Regions from separate parts of the Homo sapiens genome. Here all the other regions are linked to region 3. A link is a loop called in an ENCODE intact Hi-C map of the cell type or tissue named here. Cell type or tissue: dorsolateral prefrontal cortex. All regions are shown on one strand. Each heading gives the region's core, and the rest is flanking DNA. Links, peaks and the distances in the headings are about the cores only.

The links. A loop is a pair of places that touch in the nucleus more often than their neighbours do. Peaks named below come from ENCODE experiments on the same cell type or tissue, not always from the same donor. Only the 100,000 strongest peaks of a DNase experiment are listed, where the experiment ranks them.
Region 1: it touches region 3 in a loop (11-fold over the local background); 99 of 110 quality-filtered maps call a loop at or near these places.
Region 2: it touches region 3 in a loop (13-fold over the local background); 80 of 110 quality-filtered maps call a loop at or near these places.

The regions. Positions count from the first base shown.
Region 1 is chr4:153,079,892-153,088,240 of GRCh38, reverse strand. No RefSeq gene overlaps it. Among named protein-coding and RNA genes, the nearest start is that of TRIM2, 120 kb to the left of the region's middle. RefSeq lists an enhancer at 2,953-3,012. In dorsolateral prefrontal cortex, for the core only: CTCF peaks have their summits at 2,678, 2,891 (motif pointing right), 4,410 and 4,614 (motif pointing left); DNase peaks (open chromatin) are centred at 2,900 and 4,660; H3K4me3 peaks cover 702 bases; H3K27ac peaks cover 4,899 bases.
Region 2 is chr4:153,123,113-153,131,461 of GRCh38, reverse strand. No RefSeq gene overlaps it. Among named protein-coding and RNA genes, the nearest start is that of TRIM2, 77 kb to the left of the region's middle. In dorsolateral prefrontal cortex, for the core only: CTCF peaks have their summits at 3,165 and 3,369 (motif pointing right); DNase peaks (open chromatin) are centred at 3,391 and 4,021; H3K4me3 peaks cover 815 bases; H3K27ac peaks cover 3,647 bases.
Region 3 is chr4:152,842,491-152,850,839 of GRCh38, reverse strand. All of the region lies in intron 2 of ARFIP1 (ARF interacting protein 1), which reads right to left. Among named protein-coding and RNA genes, the nearest start is that of ARFIP1, 67 kb to the right of the region's middle. RefSeq lists enhancers at 1-242, 129-423, 3,135-3,635, 6,991-7,598, 6,488-7,687. In dorsolateral prefrontal cortex, for the core only: CTCF peaks have their summits at 3,733 and 3,939 (motif pointing left); a DNase peak (open chromatin) is centred at 3,959; H3K4me3 peaks cover 532 bases; H3K27ac peaks cover 315 bases.

The DNA.
Region 1 (8,349 bases), core at 320-8,319, 240 kb before region 3:
GGGCATACCTAGGACTTATCTAGGACATATGTGGGGTATATGTAGGGTTTATGTACAGCCTATGTATGGTATACCTAGGGCATATGTAGGGTATATGTAGGGCATATGTAGGGTATATGTAGGGTTTATGTAAAGCATATGTATGGTATACCTAGGGCATAGCTAGGGCATATGTAGGGAACATGTCGTACCCTAGATCTGAGCCTGCTGCACCAGCCCCTCTTGGTGCTGCTTCTACATTTCATTTCATTTCATTCCAGTGAGGTTTCATGGGACTTAGCATGTCCCAGAACAAGCTCTGAAAGGCTTCTTTGATATCCAGTAGAAATTTGTTTAGAAAGTAGACAATAGAGGCTCTCTGTTCTGAAAAGAATAGATATTCATCCAGAAAGAGTTTTCTCCCCTCTGCACGTTGAATTTAACTGAAACAGATAGCAAAATTCACCAAGTAGTGCAGTCGGAAAAGCCCACAACGTGAGGCAGAACCTGAGGCTGATGTTCGAGGTTGCCACCTATCGTTGGCCTCTCTTTATAGACTGTGACACCCCGCTTCATCTCTTCCTGCTGCTAGCTCACGTCGGGATTTTGTCATTGACTGCCCAGTTTACTGAAAGAACCTTCTTCCATTTCTCCGCTCCCTTCAGCCTCCATACTATTGCCACTACGATTGCTCTAGAAATGGTGTTGGCCTAGTTAGTCTCTTATGGAAACTCTTGACACCATTCCATGGCCTTCGGAATAAAATTGAACTCCTTCTCTTAAGCCCTCATGTCCTCCCTGCTCTGAGACCTGCCTACCTCTCCAAACCTCCTCTGGCAGCTGCCTACACATTTCCTTGCCTCAGTCATCCAGAATGAGCCCCAAACACATCATGATTTTTATCCCTTTGCCAAGATCTCTTTCTGCCAAGTGCATCCTCCCTACCTTCCTCTCCTTTCACTTGTTAATTTCTTGGCCTCTAACTCTGTTGCTAAGAGTCAGTAACCTGGGAGGCCTTCCCTGACTCTTCCGCCTCTCTCTGTGCCTGGGAGTGCCTCTGTGCTGACTTTATCTCACTGTGTGGTTGACACCAACTGCAGTGCATCATAAGCACCTAGAGAATATAGACTGTAAGATCCCTGTGGGCAGGGCTGTGCATTATTCATCAGTGCTTGACATGGTGTTTGGCACAAATTATATGCTTAATAAGTATTATTGATTAAATGGATCTACAGCCAGGAAGAAATGGAGTGAAGGCATCATACCCATGATGCCAAATGCAGTTCCAGACACCATGAAGCCATCTTCTCTCTCCATCACTCTCCCATTTTACCCTGTTTCTCCCTTTTTCTCCCCAACTCACCATAGGCACCAGCGTCATCAGCAGGCCCGAGAACATGCTGGGGTTGGGCAATGGCATAGGAAGGGGAATGTTCTAGAAAGTTGTGTTTGTCTCTTTACTTCCATCTACATTTCTATTAACCCCATTCATATTGGATATTGTGTGAGAACCACTTTAAAAGGCAAAGAAGAGCAGAGACCGGGGTTGGGAGAGGAGAGGAGAGGAGAGGAGAGGAGAGGAGAGGAGAGGAGAAAAAACAACAACAACAAAAAACATCACACTTTTTTTGGTAATACCATTAGAAATACAGTATTATAAATGAGCAACCTCTTCAAATTGAGAGAAGCAGAGTTGAATATAAATCACCCAAATATTTTTGGGTGCATATGCATAAGCCGTTGGCTGTGCATGTTCCTCTATGTTCTAAGATCCAGTTCCACCCTGCTCTGTGCCCTGGGAGGAAGGCATCCATAAGCTGCATCAGTTGGGCTCCTTACTCCCTAGCTCTGACTTAGATCATGACCATAGGACACACACCATTAGTAAATTAAAGAGAAGGGGGAGAAAGTCGAGGTATTTGTTTCTTTTTCTCTCTCCTTGTCTCCTTAGCTCCTGGCAAGGCTCACCTGTCCTATTTTCAACAGAACTGCCAGTCCAGTCTCAAACAGGATAAAGGTGTCCACACTTACTTAAAGAATACAGCATCTACAGGAGTACCTGGTCTTTCTAATGTCATTGTTACAAAAACAGAGGCAGCCAGGGAGATTTCTACTGCAAGGGTTCCCAGCTGGTCTTCTGAGCTATTGTGGATAGTGTAAAATGAGACTTTCTCTTTTTCCAGCTCCTCTCTCCTGAGACAGGGGCCACTTCTGACCTCTGCTCACGCCCCTTCCCCTTCCTTCATCTAACAAACATTTTTAGAATACCCAACACATTCAATCTATGACAATGAATTTGAGCCATGTTGGCACCAAAATGTCATTTGCACTCTTCCTTCACTCAGTAACCAAAGTCTAATGTTCCATTCAAAAGCAAAATATCTTTCACGCTTTCTTCAGTGGTCTTTGGAGTCCTCACTCCTACTTTCAGATCTAAATGGGGAATGTAAGGAGTGTCACCCATTGTAGGGGGCATTACAAATACAGTTAAATAGCTCCAGAGTGAAGACAGAGTCATCTAGAGATGTGTCCCTTACCAGGGTCAGGCACAGGACTAAGCACTTCCACATCACCACCTAATTTAATCTGTTTAAAAACCCTTGAGGTAAGGAGCATGATTTCCCTCATTTCATAGATAAGGAAAGTGATTACTGAGAAGTTATGAAACTCCTCCAAGGTTACACTAGTTCCTGACTGCCAAGCCAGGATTCAGACACTAAGACGCCAGAATGCTTGCTCTTAACCACCGTACTCTACCACTCTGAGAGCTCAGACAAGCCTGCCATCATCTCTAAGCCTGAATTTCCTCCAGTGAAAATGACAGCACAAGATTGAATCACTTAGAAAGTCCCTCTTGCTCCAAACCCGGGCAGTTCTCCTCAGGAGGCTGCTTTACCTCCATCTACCACCAGGTGGCGGGCAGCCAGCCGTGCAAACGGGTTGCTTGGGCTGCAGGGCGAAGACCTATTATCCCCCTCAACCCTGTCTGACTGTGGCGTGGGAATGGAGTGGAAACTTGTTCCCAGTAGTAATTGGTGTCGAGCCACAAAACTTCTAAGGTGGCAGAGTCAAGAGTTTAACCAGTTGGTCGAATGCCTATGGGCATGTATTTCCATCAGCTGCAGCTGCTACTGCTTAGTTGACAAGTAACACAGGAGACCCTGGGATCTCACACCACCAGTTCCTGGCGGCTCTGTTCCTGCAAATGGTGTGTTGGAACCAACATTCAAAGTAACTACAGGTAAAGAAGTAGGTGCATGGCATCCCAAGGTGGATGTTGTTGATCAGCAAAGGACTGAACTGCTGCCAATAGCAACACGAACCCACTCCCTGAAGCCCCAGTGAGGCCTCTAACTGGTAGCGCCCAGTTGGATGTGTGAAAATAAGAATGAACTGAACTTGGCCTGGGAAGATGAAGACACGGTTTGTGACAGATGCACAGCCCGGGGCTGGCTTCCCATCGATCCAGCTTTTGAGCCCACAGATGGCATCTTCAGGGAGACGTCACGGAACCATGGATGGTGTTGCCACATGCATGCTCTGACAACCTCAACCAAATGAGAAGGAGCAGGGGCTGTCCTCAGTGTGTTGACTCTTCCCTGCTGGTGGGGTCAGGGACATCCTGGCCACCCCAGCAGAGGCCTGCCTCGTTCTCACACTCTGAGATTAAACCCTGAGGGTGGAAATGAGACAGTGATGCCTCAGGACTTGGGAAATGAAGGGTAAAAGTGGCGATGGGTTCTTCTAGTCCTCTGCCTAAGGGTGAGTGTGTGAGTGTGTGTGTGCATGCAGACTAAATAATAAAACTGGGTGACTGCCCCACATCAAACGTTGCCATGGAGAGAAAGTGAAATGCAGGGAGGTGAGCAGGACTATTTCACCGGGGTACAAGGATTCCAAATTCCAAAGGCATTGTTCTTACCTCTCCCCATACTGCACTGCAAACTCACAGCCGCTCTCCAGATTTTGGAAACGTCTGTGGGGAGATCGAGTCATTTCATTAAACTCATGAAGTGAGAAGTTTTACCTGTCGTAATTCTGGCTAAGTTCAGTCTTTTGGAAAAGCAGTAAAAGATGTTTGCTAAGGAAAATAAAATTATAAAGGTCACTATGTTCATTTAAAACTGAGTTTTCCAAATTAAATTCCTGTTTTCTTAGTGAAAGAGAAAAAAAACCCAATATTGGTCTCCGAAAGAGAATTAAAAAAAAGTTAAACTGAAGTGATTTATTTAGAAACCCAGTGTAAAGAATGAAGCATTTATCTCCCCCTAAAGCAAGGTCACCCAAACCCTCTGAGAGCTAGAAGTCAGCTATGAATCCAGCATCAGCATGCTTGTTGGGAGCAATTAGCACTGAGTCAGGTCCGCATGCATGTTGGGAGCTGATACGACCTTAATTGTTGCATCCCACTGTGTGAAGAAATAAGCACTTATATTAGCTCTAGGTCAATGACTGTGGCTCCCCCACATTTATGAGCTTGGAGTCTTGTCAGGCTGAACAAATAAAATAATACTTGTGGCTCCTTTGGTCCCAGCATCTTCCCAGGGATTGACTGTTCTTCCCGTGAAATGTCAGCTTTCATCAGCAAAGAGAACAAAGCAAGCCAGAATATTAGCTTGAGGAGGACTAAGGCACCATCTGGTGGCCGTTTACTATAAATCTTTGCCTCAGATGCAAATTCCTCGCACAAAGGAGCCCTGCCTTCTGATCTGTAGGCTGCCCGGAAGCAGTCGGCCTGACCTGGGAAAGCTGGAGAATACCCACACTTCCACAGCACAGCAGGCTTCTTTTAAAGGTTTGTCCCAGTGTAAAGTCCTCAGCCCCAAGTTTTATAACAACATCCTCACCACGAAGCCCAGAGAGGGAGCACCCCCTGAGGTCTTCACAGCTTGAGAAAAAGAAAGAGCCATTTGGGCTGTAACATTTTAGAAGGTTCTTGAAAGGAAAAGATGCCCAAGAAATCCTACTTTTTTTCCTCATGAATATTCTGCAGTACATAGAAAAAATATGAAGATCCTGCCTGTCCGGTTACTCTTCTCATTTAAAACCTTCTTAATTGACTAAAGAGCATTTTTACAAGACAAGTGCATTACAGACTTACCCTTCCCCAAGTGCAACCTCTCCCCTTGGGCTCCCTGACCACAGACTGGCCTTTGTCCTCCCTGACAGATGGCAATGACTAAAGTGACCCCAACTTGACATTTTTCAATAAGCAACCACAGAGCAAGGCCATCACTAAGCAAAATTCCCAAGTGAGTGAAGTTCTTCCCTGAAGTCCCTTCTCCCCACTCCAGCCGCCCGTATCCATCCCCTTCACCCCCTTCTCTCCCCAGCCCCGCTATTGACCCATCCTGACCGAGGTGTGGGGGTGTGTCTCAATTCTGGAAAGTCTTGCTTGCTAGGATGAAATGCTCTCTCAGAGGATTTCCACATTACCAGGGAGGGGCTCTGTAAAACCTGTATGAGCCAAAGGATAGAGTTTCCAATCATGTCATCTGGGGAGGGGGTGACAAGTTGTGACACATGACTCTGGGGAGTAGACCCTGCTTGAAGCCCCTGAATGTGGAGAGCCACAGCTTTGCCTGCTGGTAAGGCTGGCCCTACAGAGAGGAGCCCTAAGACCCTGAGCTTCACACCCAATGAATGAACGCGCTTCTTCCTGGTGCCGGCCCCGTGCCCATGGCTCTCGTCTGCATGAGCGAAGAAACTTTACCACTTCTGTCTCCTGCTGTGGTTGGTAGAGCTGTGTTTAGACTTGCCTGGTCTGAAATAAATAGTCGGGCACTTCTCAGAAACGGGCAGTTCACACTAATTAACAGGAAGAAGATGAAACAGGAACCCAGCTCAGAAGAGCTGTTCACCTCACAGATCGAGTAACCTGGTGCAGGAGGGGGCCGGGGTGTGGAGGAAGGAATGGGTGCCACTGAGAGGAAAAGTTTTCTCAGCACGAATTGGCTTGGGTTTCCTTGTTTGGGGCTAGAAAGGGGAGAAAGGAGGACAACTGCTTATCACTCACTTGCCTGGACACTATATTTAACGCTAGAGGGCTCACCAATGAACCCCCATTTGCAAAGGTCAAAGGATGGCACCACTCATCAGTTTGCTGTTTCAAGAGGCCGAATGCAGCTGGACTCCAGTTAATAAGGAGAAAGAGCAGAGTTACACACAGGGTACTGCAGGACTGTTTTGTTTGTTTGTTTGTTTGTTTTTAGCTGGAGTAATCTCTAAGTGCCCAAGGAGAGGCATCCTGGAGGCCACTTGTTGTGCTGCAGCCTTCTGGAATGCAGAGGCCACTGCCACAGACTGGCTCAGAGAGAGGACAAGGGGAAGACCCCACAGTGTGGAGCACTCCATTACCTGGGGCCGGTCCAGGACTCCCCCCCGCTCTGACCTCATGACTTCTCAGATGTCAAGTACTCCCCATAAGCCAGGGAAGTGAGAGTTCATCAATTGTACTCAGCCACTGGAAAGGTTTGACAGAAAAATTACGAGGTATTAGCACCGAGGCACCACCTTGGGAACAGAAACACAACTGGAGGAGAGGTCAGGAGAACCAGAGTGTGGTGGGTTGACTTGTGCACCGCCCCCGCCAAATATATATTGGCTTTCTGGGAGCTCAGCCCTCAAAATGGGACTATTTGGACATAGAGTCTTTACAGAGGTAATCAAGTTAAAAAGAGGTCATGAGGGGGCCCCTAGTCCAACTTGACTGATGCCCTTGTAAAAGGGGAAATTTACAGGAAGAATGCCATGTGAGCATGAAGTTGTCCATCCGTAAGCCAAGGAGAGAGGCCTGGAACAGAGCCTTGCCTCATAACTCTCAGGAGGAAGAACCCTTGGACTGGTATCCTCCAGAACTGAGAGGCAAGACATCGCTGCTGTTTAAGCCAGCAGGATGTGGTATTTCATGATGGCAGCCCTCACAATAGCATACGCAGGGTCTGTGTCTTTGCATAGGTCCCTCCACTGCTCTGGATAATTAGAAGTTCAACCAGACACATTCAGAATCCCTTGCAGCCCAACACTCTGACTTTCTAGCCGCCGGGCCTGGAATAACAACGGGGAGCATCTGGCCCCCTCAGAACCTAAAGAGTTGACAGACTGAGCCCTGCTTTTGTGCAACACATCCCAAATCACCACATTCCAAAGGCAGCTGAGCCTAGAGATGGGCTGGGAATTACTGCCTGGTTCTGAAGCGTTGTTTAAAATAGTATAGAGCTAAATTTGAAACTCATTTAAAATAAGTCAGTAAATCAGTTAAAGAGTTATCTTTCTTTACAAGCCTTGGTCCTCCTCCAGCCATGCTGGCCTTCAGGTTCAGGGTGCATTGTTCGTATGTGCTATTATTGGATGGTAGTAATAAAGAAGCCCATGCATCTGAATGCATCTTGCTAATCACATTCTCTATTACCGCCTCTTTCCACAGCTGCTACCATCAATTGTGTTTGGTTTTGCCTGGGAATAGGCATGTGTTTGGTGAACTCTGAGTGTGTTTGGGTTGCAGGTATAGTGCTTGTTGGATGAGGAGGTGCAGGAGGGGAGTGGTGAGGGTGGACACCAAGGTTGGCACATGACAGCAAGCTGGGGATGTTTTGGAGGGTCTATGGATTCCTGCAGATGCCTTCTCCTATGAATACTTTTCATAGTATCTTGCAAAGGAAAGAATCTTTTCCTTTGCAAGATGTCTATGAAACTGGCAGCAGCTATGGAAGCCAGACCTGAAATTTAACAGATCAATTAAATACCTTGTTTTGACATTTTGGTACCAAGGTTGGCAAGACCACTCCAGGAATGGGTCTAATTGGGAAGAGTCCTGAGCTCTCCTTATCCAGACACTTCCTGGTGTGTAACTGCTCACACCGGTGCCAGAACTCAGAAAAGGGATCCTGGGCACAGAAAAAGCCATACCTGAGGCTGACCTAAGGTAGCTTCACACTCCTGGCTGCTGCTGCTGCTACTGGTGCTGGGGTAAGCCTCTAATGTGGCAGGAAAAGGGAGGGAGGGGGAGAGGGAAAGGGGGAGACGGGAGGCAGGCTCCTTTGAGGTGGTTCCATCTGTGCTGAGTGACTAAAATGAGGGTGATGTAATAAATAATCTGCAGACTTCCAACTGCTATAATTCTGTGTGAATAATTCTGATAATGACCCTTTACTCAGCAAGGGTGGCATCCAGATAAGCAGATTGCTAGAGCCTTCCTGTCAGCTTATGTTAACAGCGCATTCAATTGCCATCTGACATGATGTAACACACCACCGTGACGGACATGTCCCTGTTGGGCCTGCTGGGCCACCGGAGAAATGATGAAACGAGAACCTGTCTACATGGAGGGAGAGCCACCCCACAAAGTGCTCAGGGCTTATTCACTTCCTC
Region 2 (8,349 bases), core at 320-8,319, 280 kb before region 3:
TGCAGTGGCGCAATCTTGGCTCACTACAATCTCTGCCTCCTGGGTTCAAGCAATTCTCCTGCCTCAGCCTCCTGAGTAGTTGGGATTACAGGTGTCCACCACCACGCCTGGCTAATTTTTGCATTTTTAGTAAAGACAGGGTTTCACCATGTTGGCCAGGCTGGTCTCAAACTCCTGACCTCAGGCGATCTGCCTGCCTCAGCCTCCCAAAGTGCTGGGATTACAGGCAGGAGCCACTGCACCCGGCACAAATTGTCATTTTTAATGCTCTCCTATGCCCCTCCAGATTCAACAAGCGGGATGTAGATCCCATCTCTTGAAGGCAGAAGCGCTGCAGAATTTGCAGTCAAGTTTTACAACCACCACGGGAACACATTCACTTTCTTGAAAACTGGGTAATTAAAGCAAAGAAAATCAAGTTTTTTTTCCTATGTGAACTGTACCGCGGAGAAATCAAATACAGCATGAAGGGCAGAAATGCTTACTAAAAGTATTTTAACTAAAGGATGCAAAATAAATGGTGACATTAGAATATCGTCATTTTGCAGACCACATAAATCTAGCCACTGAGCTAATGAAAGGACACAGCACTACCTAGAATCTTGCCAAAGAGACAACACGAGTCTAGGGATAGAAGAGGAGTCTGACGCAGCCTCTGGCCCCAGCTTCCAAGCTGGCAGGAAAGACAGACAGAGGAACATGTTGAATTGCACCATGAGCCTGCAGTCACCTCAGAGCCAGACTCTGAGATGTTCTACACATCAAATACCCCAGCTTCTTCAGCAGGCAAACTGCAAGGAATGGAGAGAAGCCTATACATTATAATAAACTTAAAAGACATAAGGTAGAAAAATTGGGGGAGGTACAGACTAAACTAAAGTGTCTAGTCAGGCACATTTGGGTCCTAAAACCAAAAAGAAACAGGAAAGTCACTACAGTAAAAGGACAGTGGTTCCTTTTTGGGGAAGGGAGGGAGTTGAGGCTGGAACAGCACAATGGAGCGTTCTGGGGTGACTGGTTCTTTTGGTTACATGGGCGTTCACCTTATTATGACTCATTAAGTTCTACTTTTATTTTGGAAGGTTTCTATATGTTTTATTTTACAATAAAAAGTAAAAGAGGAGCAGAGAAATACAGAAAGAAAGTGATTTTGATGGTGGTGGTGATTGAGGCAGTGGTGGTGATGGCAGTGGTGATGCTATTGGTGGTGGGGGTGGTGGTGGTAGTGATGCTGGTGGTGGTGGTGGGGTGGTAATGGTGGTGGTAGTGATATGGTAGTGGTAGTGGTGGTGGTGATGGTGGTGATGGTAGTGGTGGTGGTGGTGGTGGTAGTGATAGTGATATGGTAGTGGTAGTGGTGGTGGTGATGGTGGTGATGGTAGTGGTGGTGGTGGTGGTGGTAGTGATAGTGATATGGTAGTGGTAGTGGTGGTGGTGATGGTGGTGATGGTAGTGGTGGTGGTGGTGGTGGTAGTGATAGTGATATGGTGGTGATGGTGGTGGTGGGGGTGGTGATGGTGGTAATGGTGATGGTGGTGGTGGTGATGGTGGTGGTGATGGTGTTGATGGTGGTGGTGGGGGTGGTGATGGTGGTGATGGTAGTGGTGGTGGTGGTAGTGATATGGTGGTGATGGTGGTGGTGATGGTGGTGATGGTGGTGGTGGGGGTGGTGATGGTGGTAATGGTGATGGTGGTGTTGGTGATGGTGGTGATGGTAGTGATGGTGGTGGTGATGGTGTTGATGGTGGTGGGGGGGTGGTGATGTTGGTGATGGTGATGGTGGTGGTGAAGGTGGTGGTGATGGTGATGCTGGTGGTGGTAGTGGTGATGGTGGTGGTGGTGATGGTGGTGGTGGTGGTGGGGGTGGTGATGGTGGTAATGGTGATGGTGGTGGTGGTGGTGGTGATGGTGGTGATGGTGGTGGTGATGGTGGTGATGGTGGTGGTGGTGGTGATGGTGGTGATGCTGGTGGTGGTGGTGGTGATGGTGGTGGTGGTGGTGATGGTGGTGGTGGTGATGGTGGTAGTGGTATGGTGGTGGTGATGGTGGTGGTGGTAGTGGTTATGGTGGAGGTAGTGGTATGTTGGTGGTGGTGGTAATGGTGGTGGTGATGCTGATGGTGGTGATGGCAGTGGTGACAGTAGTGGTGGTGGGGGTAATGGTGGCAGTTGTGGTGATGGTGGTAGTGGTGGTGGTGATGGTGGTGGCTAACATTTATTGAACATTTATTAAATGCAAGGCACTGGCCCAGCACCTACCACAGGTTAGCTCATTTAATTCCCCCCACTATTATCCCCCTTTTTCATATAGTGAGACTGAGATTTACAAACTTTAAGTAATCTTCCCAAGGTCTTATGTTACTGAGTGATAGACCAGAAATTTGCTGATGATCCACAAACTGAACAGTCCCACAAGTGAGGTTAAGGGAATGGCAAGGCCATGGGGATTCTATTCCCCTCTTCTCGGCTGAGTGAAAAAAAAAAGTAAATACAGAGTATTTTGCTCTGTAATCTTCAGTCTGGAGAGACTGAAATAAATGTTTCACTTTTGATAAACAGGACTTTAGGGGAGTAGAGAATATTGCTCTAAGCACTTTGTGATAAATTATTGATTTTATTTGGGATTTACATGGAATAATTGATCTTCATGTAGTGATTTTAAAGATCCAGTTATCTTTACTGAAAACAAATGTCCTACACACCTTTGCTATTTATCTTGTTTCTACTCTTTTAAAAGGAAGGCTTTGTTTGTTTGTTTTTTAGGGATAGGGTCTTGCTCTGTTGTCCAAGCTGGGGTGCAGGGGCGCGATCACAGTGCCCTGCAGCCTGGAACTCCCAGGCTCAAGGGACTCTCCCACTTCAGCCTCCTGAGTAGCTGGGACTAGAGAAATGGCCGCCATGCCTGGCTAATTTTTGTATTTTTTGTACAGACAGGGTCTCTCTATGTTACCCAGGCTGGTCTGGAACTCTTGGGCTCAAGCGATCCTTCTGCCTCAGCCTCCCAAAGTGCTTGGATTACAGGTGAGAGCCATTGCGCCAGGCCAGGAAGCCGTTTAAATCATATAAATTCAAAAATAATTCAAATAGAGAAAGAAAATAAATCGTTAGATTTTTAAAATGAAATTTTGGCTATAAAAGAAATACCTTTTTAAGAAACACGATTAAAAGAATATATTCTCTGGTCTCTCCAAATCACACTGAAAATCCCAAAGCAAGCTGTTTAATCTTCTAACATAAAAGCAGGCCCTTTGAATGCAGGGAACATGTCATAATTTCTTTTGTGTTCTCTACCAAGAACATTCAAATTCAGGGCCCGCTTGATAACCAGACCAATGCTTTACAGAATTTGCAATTAGTGGATTGTCCAGAAGAGGGCGCGCGTTGCCCATGTTACTCAAAGGCGCCGCCAGACCCGGCCGAAGCTGAGTAGCTAAGAACAAAAGATGCACATTCCTCTCTGAGGACAGAACAAAAGGGTGGATTTTAAAAAGCAAAAGAAACGCAACATTTAACGCTGCCTCCCATAATCTCCACGAACACCCTACAACTCAGCCACAGCTGGTCACAGGCAGGCTGAATATTACATTGTAAAAAACAAACTGGAAAGCAGCTGTTTTTAAAACAGATATCGTTTGCTTGGTGTAATTCCATCCGGGTAATGCCTATTTATTCAACAGTCAATTCTGCCTGAGTTGTGTTTTCCCGTTATGAGATACAGGTGGGCATCGCTGAATCCAAAACCAGTACATAGTAGAGACAAAAGTATAGATGCTCCATTTTGTAAGATCGTGGTGGGACACTGCATTCCCCCAAATAATGCCTCGTATTCTCACCCCTCACTTTGTTTGCTCTCATTACCAGTGAAAAACGCATCTCATCCACATGAATAGCTCCACTCAAATGATAATGCTTTTTTTTTTTTTTTCTGAGACAGAGTCTTACTCTGTAGCCCAGGCTGGAGTACAGTGGCGCAATCTCGGCTGCACTGCAACCTCCGTCTCCCGGGTTCAGGCGATTCTCCTGCCTCAGCCTCGCGAGTGCTGAGATTACAAGCGCGCACCACCACGCCCAGCTAAGTTTTTGTATTTTTACTAGAGATGGGGTTGCTCCATGTTGGCCAGGATGGTCTCGAACTCCTGACCTCAAGTGATCTGCCTACCTCAGCCTCCCAAAGTGCTGGGATTACAGGCGTGAGCCATGGCGCCTGGCCTGATAAAGCTTTTTAAAACTTAGTTATAGCCACTTTCATGGTCAGCTTTTAAGAAAGCAGTAAATATTCCTCAGCAAAGGCAAAGATAGCAATATCTCAGAGCAGGCAACTCAAAGCAAACACACAAAAGGAAAACCCAGCCCCCTTGTTTACTTACGGGTCTTCAAGCTCCTAATATTGACATGAGTTTCTGAGGTCTCCTGTGCATTTTCTTTTCTACAGCAAACAACAGGGCTTTTAACCTATAAAGAGGTAGATCTGGCTGCCCCAGAAAGGTGGGTTAACTGTCCCCCAACAGACTAAAGGAGAGTGAACGGTGCTGAAGAGCAACAGGCAAGAAGTCTTAGGAAAATAAGCTCCTCTGCATGAGTTATAGTGAGGCATTAGCGAATTTGGGGCAAAGACCCAGAACGGGAAACAGCCATCAGATTCGTGTGTGAGAAGTATTCAGCCACAGCTTTTTCTTAGGGTCTGTTTGAAAGTATTACATTTAACTTCAGCATGCCTTTCCAAAAGGTATATTTAGAAGCAATTAGGTTAAAAGCTTTGAGCTCCTTGGAGTTCTATCTATACAGATATCTACTGGCCTAGGGGACCTTAAGGTATTGAATTAAATGAGTCTCCCCAGCCTTTTTGTTGAGACAGGGTCTAGCTCTGTCACCCAGGCTGGAGTGCAGTGATGCATGATCATGGTTTGCTGCAGCTTCGAATTTCTGGGCTCAAGTGATCCTCCTACTTCAGCCTCCCGAATAGCTGGGACTACAAATGCGAGACACCATGCCCAGCTAATTTTTAAATTTTTTGTAGATATGGGGGTTTTGCCATGTTGCTCAGACTGGTATAAAACTCCTGGGCTCCAGTGAACTTCCCACCTCGGCCTCCCAAAGCATTGGGATTATAAGTATGAGTCACCACTCCTGGCCAAGTCTCCTTTTAAGATGCAAGAGTCTCCATATATAAAGAAAGCAGCTAGACTTGGAGCACGCAAGCTTTAAGGCATTTAGAAAAGATCAGGTGCACCTCAGTATGAGGGCTACTAAGGAGTTGAGAGCTGTTGCTCTCAGCAGTCATTTTCCCTATGGGGCAGATTGCTCAGGTAGGAGCCCTCTGAAGGTGTGAGACAGGACTCAGGTGTGAGACAGGACTCAGGTGTATCTCTGCCTGCCCACACCCAGGAGGGTCTCCACGAGCAAAATCAGGGGACAGGCAAATGAGAGAGCCCTCCCCAGCATGCCTTCCCCACACCTGCTGCCTGGCTCGCTGAGCTGTCTTGACTGCCTACTTTTGGCTTAGGAAACCAGGCTGAGGCCTAGGCAGCCTACAGACCCTCTGCAGACCCTCTGCAGACCCAAGCCCTATTCAGCCCAAGCTCACCCTTCCCTCTGATCACATCTTCCCTTGGTGCCATTTTTAACTTCAACTCCAGTTACTTCCTGCTCGTTTTCAAGTGTGGGAGTTTTGATCCTGGGGCCTTAAGGATGGACCCTTAAGGGGGCTGAAATGCTCTAAAGTCATCTGCAAAATGTGTGGTTATAAATATGTTTCCTTTGTCCTGAGAGGTGACCCTTTGCTTTCACCAGATTCTCAAAGGAATTTACAGCCACCAAAAGGCCGTAGAAACCAATCCAGGGGGACTGTGAATGAACCGAGGTTGGAGACACTGCACTGTGTCAGCGTTAAGCCACAGCTGTCAAGTCGTGACAGGCAGAAGAGTCTAAGGAGCTCACTGGGCCAGGTACCATGGCTCACGCCTCTAATCCCAGCACTTTGGGAGGCTGAGGTGGGCAGATCACCTGAGGCCAGGAGTTCGAGACCAGCCTGGCCAGCATGGTAGAAATCCTGTCTCTACTAAACTACTAAAACTACAAAAATTAGTTGAGTGTGGTGGCGGGTGCCTGTAATCCCAGCTGCTTGGGAGGCTGAGGTGGGAGGATCGCTTGAGCCCAGGAGGTGGAGGCTGCAGTGAGTCAAGATCGCCTCACTGCACTCCAGCCTGGGTGACAGAGTAAGACTCCGTCTCAAGAAGAAGACGAAAAAAAGAGCTTGCCAGATCCTTCCCTAGCATTTAGATGACATATAGGGACCTTGGAGATCACCTAATCCAAACCCTTTATTGTATAAATAAGGAAACTGAGTCTCAAAGTCACACAGGGCAGGTGTCAGGACCAGCATCTGAATCTCCTCTCAACCCTGCTTCTTGTAATATCACTCATGAGGGTCAAGTTCTTCTAGTTCTGATCCTGGAAATTGTGGGAAGATGTTGCAGGAGAGAGACGAGTTGCATATCTATAGAGTTGTTGTAGAGTAGACTTTATAGAGTTCATGTAAGCAGCATATCATTAGGAGTGTGGAGTCTGGAACCTGAGTTTGCATGTTGACTCTGCCTCTTACTACGTGACCTTAGGGAAGCCATCTCGCCCTATGCACCCAGTTTCATTAGTGTAGAGAGGGAGTGAGAGTAGCAGGCACCCTGCAAGACTGCTGTGAGGATTACGTGTGTGCACTCACAGTCACTCAATACATACAGAGCTGAGAATAAGGTCTGACATATATTAAGCACTCATCCTTCTCCTCGTCAGCCTCATCTATTGGTATATTTCAACAAGCATTTATCAAGCACTTGCTGTATTCAAAGCATTGTGCCTAACACCAAGGATAGAAAGATAAAAGATTCAGTTTAGTCCCTCCTGTCAGGAGCAGGCGGTGGGGAGCCACAGTTAATCAAAATATATTGTGACATGAGCTTCGAGAGTGGTCAGCCCCATGCCCTTGGTAACTGGAGAGGCACTGATTAACATCCAGTCTCTTAAATTTTCCCTGAGACTCAAAATGTAAACCTACGCAGATAAAACATAGTATGCTCTCTGGACCTACCTACCAAGGCACTCTGGAGCGACTGGAGGGTATCTGATGTACCAGCACACAGACATTAGTTATCTGGCAACCCCAAGGACAGGGCTGACAGGTATTGCCAAGTGACAGATTGGGATTGGAGATAAGAGGGAAGTTGGGGCTAAAGGTATGGGGCTGGGAAGTGGCTGCCGGAAGACTAAATACAGCAAAAGTGGCCAGGAGAGCCTGGGATCTAATTATGCCCAGAGTTTGTGGGCCCACAGGAGCAAAGACACAGAGAAGCAGAGATGGATTAAGACATGAGTTGCCTGGGCTCATTTACTCCATACTGGCTGTGTGTTCTGTGTCCCTTTTTGCAAGCATGAGGGTAGGGCCCCAAGCTGACCAACTCTAAGGGTTAAATGCAAAGCTCTCTGTATTAGTCAAGGGTCTCCAGAGAAACAGAACCAGTCGAATGCATACATAGATATATAAAGAGAGATTCATTTTAAGGAATTGGTGCATGCTGTTGTGGGGGCTGGCAAGCCTGAAATTTGTAGGGCAGGCCAGCAGACCAGAAGCTCAGACAGGACCTGATGTTGCAGTCCTGAGTCCAGAGGCTGGAAAGTCGGGCAGAATTTCCATGTTACCATATTAGGAACAATGCCTTCCTCATTAGGGGAGCCTGTCTTTAACATGTTCAATGTGTAATGGGTGACACCCCTATGTCCATTACATCCACCTTATGGTATGGAGTGATGTGCTTTACTCAAAGTCTGCTGGTTTAAGTGTTAATCACATCTAAACACTACCTTCACAGCAACAGTGAGACTGGTGTTTGACCAAACAACTGGGCTGGCCTAGCCAAGTTGACACATAAAATTCACCATCTGACTCCATCATGGACCAAAGACTGTGACTCTGTAAGGGCGCATTAAGTCAGGAGGGAAGGGAGAGGCTTTTACATTTAAAACCGTAGCATATCTGAACCTTTTCTTCCGAACTCTCGGTTCACCTGTCACCTCCCCTAGAAGGTGCCCTCTGATCACTGCTGTGAGTGACACGCCCCTCTTCTGTGAACCTGTCTGCCCACTGCCTGCCTCTGTGACCCTGTTAGTACTGTGTTGTAACTGTGTGCTCATTCTTCCAACTCTGTCTTTTATCCTTGCAATCCGGGCCTAGCTTTCATTGTACCTACTGTGCACAGTTAGTACTTAGGATATGTGTATTTGGTGATGAAATTTCTGCTTTTGGAATTCCACCTGAGCCTCTACGCCAATAAAAAAAGGAATTCAAGTTGCCTGACAA
Region 3 (8,349 bases), core at 184-8,183:
TATAAAACTGATTATCTTCCAACATTCTACTTATCAATATTCTATTGTTAGAAGGCAGGGTCAGCATTTTCTAAACTCTCTATTGGTACTTCTAAACAACCAGTTCTCAAACCTTAATTTCAGTAGGAATCACCTGAGGATCCTGTTAAAAATGCAGATTGCTCTTAGCTGTGTGGTGATTCTCACTGAGTTGGAATGTGAAGCCCAGAAATCCGAATTTCAAAACAAGGAAATCAGGTGATTCTGATGCAGGCGATCCTTAGTCTATTTTGAGGAACTGTTGTAGAGAACTGCTTTCCATTCTTGTGCAACTCTGCCCCTACCCAACCCCCCCGTTTCCTGTGTGTCACCTTCCTCACTGCCCTCGTCCCCACCTCAACATTGTCATCTACCTTCTTTCCAGTCAATTTCAAATATTTATTGAAGACTTTGGCACATCTAGGGCTTCTGCTTTATCCCTAACTCTCACCATTAAACTGGGTGTTTCTAACCTTTTGCATGTTGGTGGGCACATTTTCAGGAAATGATTATAGATGTTCAGTTAGCAATTCCTTCCAAGCTGATATATTCGCTGTCTAGGCTGAAAGTTTTCACCGATCATTAAAAATACAGTCCACTAATGTTATGGTAGGTAGTAAGTTGCTATATTTTAAAATATAAATTGTAAAACACTTAAAATCTGTTCCATGAGCCTGCCTACCTATGCTGATGCAGAATGACAGGGGATAGTAATAATGATATGTAAAGGTATGTGATTTTATTTTCCCTCCGTATACTTGCAGAAATGCGTAAAATTGGTAATCTGGATCAGGTTTGGGAATCTGTAGTTGGACAACATGCCAAAAAAGTGTCAGGGCAGATAAAAGACATTTTAGACTTAGTATAACCCAATCTACACCTTAGTCTCAGATTTCATTAACATCTTCATTTCTAATGCCTTTCATCTTTCATACCCCATATTCCACTCAGGCAACCTAAACTCAAATTGCCACTCTTAGACCTTGTCATCACTTCGGAAGCAACACTTCTAGATTCTCACTTTAAATAAGTTTAATAACTCACTTTATGATCACAATATCCTCCTGTATCTTATTCCATCTAATCAAGAGAGTAAATCTAACATTTTTATTGATTTTTTTCCATTTACCACCATACACACACACACCTGCCTGCCACAGACACACAATTTCAATCTTCTTTTCTCCCTCTCTCCCATTCATTCAACAATATTTAACAAGAACTTACAAGTACCTTTTGGTGGTTCACTGCCTACCCTCTTGGCCTCACCCACTTAGTCTAGATTCTAAGTAGTTCAAAAGCTTGAATCATGTACCAACTTGCATCAAAGAAATACTGAATTCATTCACATACTATCACTGTGGAAATATTTATATGTATCTACATTCAAAATAATTCCTTCAAAAAATTTAAAAACGACATATTCCTAATAGCTTTTGTTTATAAATAACGACACACTCTCAGATTATAATTTAAGACAGATAAGCCTTCAACCTTTCATTATGAATTGTATTTTCAACAAAATTCCTCCAAGAAATAAAAAAAAACATATTACTAATAGCTTTTGTTTATAAATAAGGGCACACTCTCAGATTATAATTAAGACAGATAAGCCTTCAACCTTTCATTATGAATTGTATTTTCAACAGGACTCTCAATCCAGAATTAATTTAATGTATGTGTATATTAAAAATATACTTAAAATTTTAATTTGTAGTAATAGTATTAAAAGTATAGCCTATAGCTGAAAAGCAAACAGTATTAAAATGAATCTAGATTTGTATGGGTTAAACAATCCTTGAAAACCATTTGCCATACCTCTAAAAGGGATCAACATACATATTTGGTCAAAACTGGCTCTCTGAAAAAGCCCCCATCAAATCATTATTGCCATTGACCGAGCTACTACATTTTTTATGTGTGAGTAACGTGGAAACATTATATTGCATTCCTATATAGAATGGAGACAAACTGTAATCACATGCTATGAAAACCCTAGGGTAGGATGGCTGAAGGAGAAAAGATGTCAACTTTTAAGTCTATTTACTAGAATTCATTCTTTTATTGAGCAACTACTATGAACCAAAACTTGTGCTGTGTATACACACTATCTCTGACCTAACAGTGATTCCAATCTCTTGGGAAAAGGAGATAAATAAGTTACAACATGTGACTGGTGGGGGTAGGAGTTGGAGGAACAGTGTTCCAACAATTTCTTGTATTTCTTTCCCAAATCTTCTGCAGATCGTAGTGTATGATATTGCAGACTGCTAAGTACAAGGGAATGAAGAAACGACTTAGCTCAACAAAATCATTAAAAATAAAACTATAACAACAAAGACTCACACTCACAAACCCAAATACCACATGCAGGGAAATTAAGGACACAAGATGTATCAAATATAAGATTACAATATCTCTTCCCTGGTTTTTCAGAGAAGTCTAAAAATCTGGTTTCTAGTCCTCGTCCTCGTTCTTACGTGAATAAACATTCATTTATTCACCATTTATTGAAAGGCCCTCTTTGGTAGTAAGTGCCAAAAACTGTTACCAAACCCTGGAAATAAGGTAATGAAAGAGAGCGCTCTTGCACTCACTGCAGTTATAGTCAAATCACATAAGCTTTTGGTACAGCTATTTAATTAATACTGGGTAATTCCATAACAACTTCAAGGGCCTTTTTTCTCCACTATAAAATAACATAGTGAGACTCCGAGATCTCTAAGGTAGTTCTACTGAACGAATACTCTGTGATATCACTTAAAACTTACAGGTGGGGGGTTCTTAAGACTCAGGGAACCTGAGAACCCTTATGCAGGGTTCAGGGGGTCCTAAGCTCACTAAATCTGAATGCAAAATTTGGTAGGTTTGTGTATGGACATTTTGCTAGAGAAAGTGTTCATAGGTAAAAACACCCTACATTAGTGGATTTTTGTTTTGGGCCTTCCACGGGAAAAATTCCATTTTAGCTAGGTCTAAGGAGGCAATGTCTTTAAATCTACCAACTATAAATTAATTCACAAGAAGTTTCAACCATGTGGAGTTAGTATGATTTGCTTCTGCTCTTAAACTCATGGTATGAGTTGCAAATTTCTAATTAATTTTGACCAGCACTATAACAGCATCCATTACAAATACTACACACAGTTTACAAATCAGAGTAATTTGAATTATTTAGATTAAATTGTAATACTCTTTTTTAAAAGAATAATTTTTAAAAGAATAATTTTAAAGAATAATTCTTAAAATAATAATTTTATTTTTATTTTCTAAATAAAATGCATTTATTTAGAAGCAGAAATATTTTTGCTGTAAAAAACTGAGATAATACTAAGATGATTATCCTCTCCACATCTGGCTGTTGCTGCCCCATCTTAATAAAAAGAAGACACCGGGTGCAGTGGCTCATGCCTGTAATCCCAGCACTTTGGGGGACCAGGGCAGGAGGATCACCTGAGGTCAAGAGTTCAAGACCAGCCTGGCCAACATGGCGAAACCCTGTCACCACTGAAAATACAAAAATTAGCCGGGCGTGGTGGCACATGACTGTGGTCCCAGCTACTTGGGAGGCTGAGGCAGGAGAACAGCTTGAACCTGGGAGGCGGAGGTTGCAGTGAGCCGAGATCACACCATTGCACTCCGGCCTGGGGGCGACAGAGTGAGACTCTGTCTCAAAAAAAAAAAAAAAAAAAAAAAAGAACAAACCTAAAAACATTAACATACGAGGCAATGACTAAACTGCTGGCAAAGGGATTGCTAGGACAAAATCATCTCTACATAGATGTGAATATTGAGTGTAAAGCTAACCAGGGCCTCTCTTAGGACAGACTAAGAAAGGAAGTAAAATGAAAAATCAAATATCTGCAATGAGAAACACAAACAAGAACAAAAAAAAAAAATTGTAATTTCATTGCCTGTGCCACAGTGACACCAGCTGGCCAGCCAGGTTACGACAACGTAATAACCTACCACTTTTATTTTATGTAACAGACTAAACTTTTAAAAGTGCATTATGCATTCAACAAAAGCCATTATAAGATTTTAAACAAGTATAAAAGAAACATGTATATAAGTAAAGTACCTCAGAAAACTTTGGTTATGATTCAGTTTTACATATGAGATCTCTTCACTAGTCTATAAAATATATTAATATACTTATTTTCTCTATAAAATTTTATCTCTATTAAAATAGAAAAATGAATTTGGAGTTAAATGCAATTTTCCTATTTATTCCTCAGAAAAATAAATGGGGAAAAGTAAGCCAAAATTGAGGTAAACAGATGCTTAAAAGATCTTGAGGGAATTTATTCAAAATAGTCAAATGATGCTTCTGAAATACTGTTTTCACTCACGGGTTAAGAGAGCACATGGCTGAGTTTTATTTTAATTCAAAACTATTAAATATGTAAATGACTCATATGCTCTTTGTGTGTGTGTGTGCGTGTGTGTGCGTTTAATTTCAACTTTTATTTCAGATTCAGGGGTTACATGTGCAGGTTTGTTACTCAGATACATTGCATTATGCTGAGGTTTGGGGTACCATTGATACTGTCACCCAGGTACTGAGCATAGTATTCAATAGTTTTTCACCCTTTGCCCCCTTCTCTCCCTCCCTACTCTAGTCGTTCCCAGTTTCTATTCTTGCCATCTTTATGTCCATGAGTATCCAGTGTTTAGCTAGCACTTATAAGTGAGAATATATGGTATTTGGTTTTCTGTTCCTGTGTTAATTCAGCAGCAACAAAAACAGGTGGATGGCCTCCAGTTGCATCCATGTTCCTGCAAAAGACATAATGTTGTTCTTTTTTATGGCTGCACAGTATTTAATGATGTATATCTACCACATTTTCTTTACCCAATCCACCATTGATGGGTACCTAGATTGATTGTATGACTCTGTGACTGTCAATAGCACTCTGATGAACATACAAGTGCATGTGTCTTTTTGGTAGAATGATTTATTTTCTCTTGGATATATACCCAGTCATGGGATTGCTGGGTCTGATGGTAGTTTTAAGTTCCTTGGGAAATCTCCAAACTGCTTTCCACAGTGGTTGAACTAATTTACATTCCCATCAACAGTGTATAAGTGTTCCCTTTTTCTCTGCAGCCTTGCCAGTATGTTATTTTTTGTCTTTTTAATAAAAGCCATTCTGACTGGTGTGAGATGGCATCTCATTGTGGTTTTGATTTGCATTTCTCTGATGATTAGTGATGAGCATTTTTTCATATGTTTGTTGGCTACTTGTATGTCTTCTTTTGAAAAGCGTCTATTCATGTCTTTTGCCCATTTGTTTAATGGGGTTGTTTTTTGCTTGTTCAATTGTTTAAGTTCCTTATAAATTCTGGATATTATACCTTTGTCAGATGCATAGTCTGCAAATATTTTCTCCCATTCTGTAGGCTGTCTGTTTACTGTGTTGGTAGTTTCTTTTGCTATGCAGAAACTCTTTAATTAGGTCCTACTTGTCAATTTTGTTTTTGTTGCCATTTCTTTTGAGGATTTATTCATAAATTATTTCCCAAGGTCAATGGCCAGATGGTGTTTCCTAGGTTTTCTTGTAGGATTTTTATACTTTGAGGTCTTATCTTTAAATCTTTAATCCATCTGAAGTAATTTTTTATATACGGTGAAAGATAGCAGTCCAGTTTCATTCTTCTGCACATGATTATCCATTTATTCCATCACCATTTATTGAATAGAAAGTCCTTTCCTCATTGCTTATTTTTGTTGACTTTGTCAATAATCAGATGGCTACAGGTGTGATGCTTTATTTCTGGGTTCTCTATTCTGTTTCATTGGTCAATGTGCCTGTTTTTGTACCAGTACCATGATGTTTTGGTTACTATAGCCTTATAGTTTGAAGTTGCAAAATGTGATGCCTCCAGCCTTGTTCTTTTTGCTTAGGATTCCTTTGGCTATTTGGACTCTTTTTTTGGTTCTATATGAATTTTAGGATAGTTTTTTCTAGTTCTGTGAAAAAATGATACTGGCAGTTTAATAGAAAAGCACTGAATCTGTAGACTGCTTTAGGCAGTATGGCTATTTTAATGGTATTGATTCTTTCAAACCATGAACATGGAAGGTTTTCCTATTAGTTTGTGTCATCTGATGTGTTTATTTTTAATAACAGCAGGTACAAACAGAAATAATTAATTTGTATTATGTTGAATTTCTTTAAGGAGGTGAAATAGGTTATTGCTTCTATGGAGGCTTGCCCACTGATAAGGTTCATATTCAATAAGGAGAGACCACCAAGACAACCTATGTTTTCCTTTTCTGCCTTCCAATAGGAAGTAAAATAATTGCAAGGGAATCTTTAAAAAGAGAATTTAATTTAAATCAATCAATCAATTCACAAAGGAGGAAATTATTGGCTTTGAATAAGCAAATAACTCATACTGATATGTTGCAGTTTAATTCACTTCATTCTAATAAAACTTTTCATTGTAAATTTTAGCTCCAGATTGACTGCAAGAACAAATCAGCAATCCCGAGAGGACCCACAGACCCTCTGAAGGAAGCGGACTGCTCCCGGAGGACCCAGGAGACACCTCAAGTACTGTGAGTGCCCCAACTACGGAAGTGGGAAAGGGAGAGCCTCCTCTCCCAAACACACTCCCACTGGAGAGGCTGAAGGTCTGTTCGTGGGAGAAGTTTCTGATTTTACCTAAAGCTGAGTCAAGTTTAGAGAGCCAAGAGAAATACAGTGGTACACGAAGCAGCAGAAAGGCCCTGGGAGCTCGCTGGGTCCCCTAGCAGGCCATTCCTGCCTGGTACCACAGGGATCCATCAGGAGGGTGACCAGAGGAGCAGGGGGTAAAACTCCACAGTGAGAAGGAAATCTCCAGCTGAACTTTGTAACAATTTGAACGGTGGTAGAAGCCTCCTGGCCACAAGTCAGGGGAGGGCACAAATCCCGTGTGCAGACTCCACAGGCCATGCAAGAACCAAGCCCTTTTCTTTCGCAGCTGGAAGGTGGGTAGCCTGGGTCAGGTTTTCAAGCCTATCACGCTCTCTGCCTTGAAACAGACTCAGGGCTGTTGGTGGGGGCACAGTGGAAGTGAGAACAGCCCTTCAGTTTGCGTGCGAGCTGCGTGAGGCCTGTGACTGCCGGCTTTCCCCCACTTCCCTGACAACCTGTGTGACTCAGCAGAGGCAGCCATAATCCTCCTAGGTACACAACTCCTGTGACCTGGGAATCTCACCCCCATCCCCCAGAGCAGCTGCAGCAAGACTCGCCCAGGGATAGTTTGAGCTCAAACACAACTAGCCCTGCCCCTACCTGATGGTCCCTCCCTACCCACCCTGGTAGCTGAAGACAAATGCGTATACTCCTGGGAGTTCTAGGGCAGTGCCCACCACCAGTCCCTCTCCACATTACTACAGCTGATGCTTTCTGGAAAGCACCATCTCCTGGCAGGAGGCCAATCAGCACAAAAACAGAGCATTAAACCACCAAAGCTAAGGACCCTCATGGAGTCCATTGCACCCTCTGCCACCTCCAATGGAATAGGTGCTGGAATCCATGGCTGAGAGACCCACAGATGGTTCACATCACAGGACTCTGTGCAGATAACCCCCAGTACCATCCTGGAGCCAGATACACTCTCTGGGTGGCTAGACCCAGAAGAAAGACAAAAATCACTGTAGTTTGGTTCACAGGAAGCCACATCCATAGGAAAATGGGGAGACTACTACATCAAGCGAACACCCCATAGGACAAAAAAAATCTGAACGACAGCCTTCAGCCCTAGACCTTCCCTCTGACAGAGCCTACCCAAATGAGAAGGAACCAGGAAACCAACCCTGGTAATATGACAAAACAAGGCTCTTCAACATCCCCCCAAAAAATCACACAAGTTCACCAGCAACAGATCCAAACCAACAATCCCTGATTTATCTGAAAAAGAATTCAGGAGGTTAGTTATTAAGCTAACCAGGGAGGGACCAGAGAAATGCGAAGACCAATGCAAGGAAATCCAAAAAAAAAGACATAAGAAATGAAGGGAGAAATATTCAAGGAAATAGATAGTATAAAGGAAAAACAATAAAAAATTCAGGAAACTTTTATGGAAACACTTTTAGAAATCCAAAATGCTCTGGAAATTCTCAGCAACAGAATTGAACAAGTAGAAGAAAGAAATTCCGAGCTCGAAGGCAAGGTCTTCGAATTAACCCAATCCAACAAAGACAAAGAAAAAAGAATAAGAAAATATGAACAAAGCCTCCAAGAAGTCTGGGATTATGTTAAACAACCAAACCTAAGAATAATCAGTGTTCCTGAGGAAGAGGAGAATTCTAAAAGCTTGGAAAACATATTCAGAGGA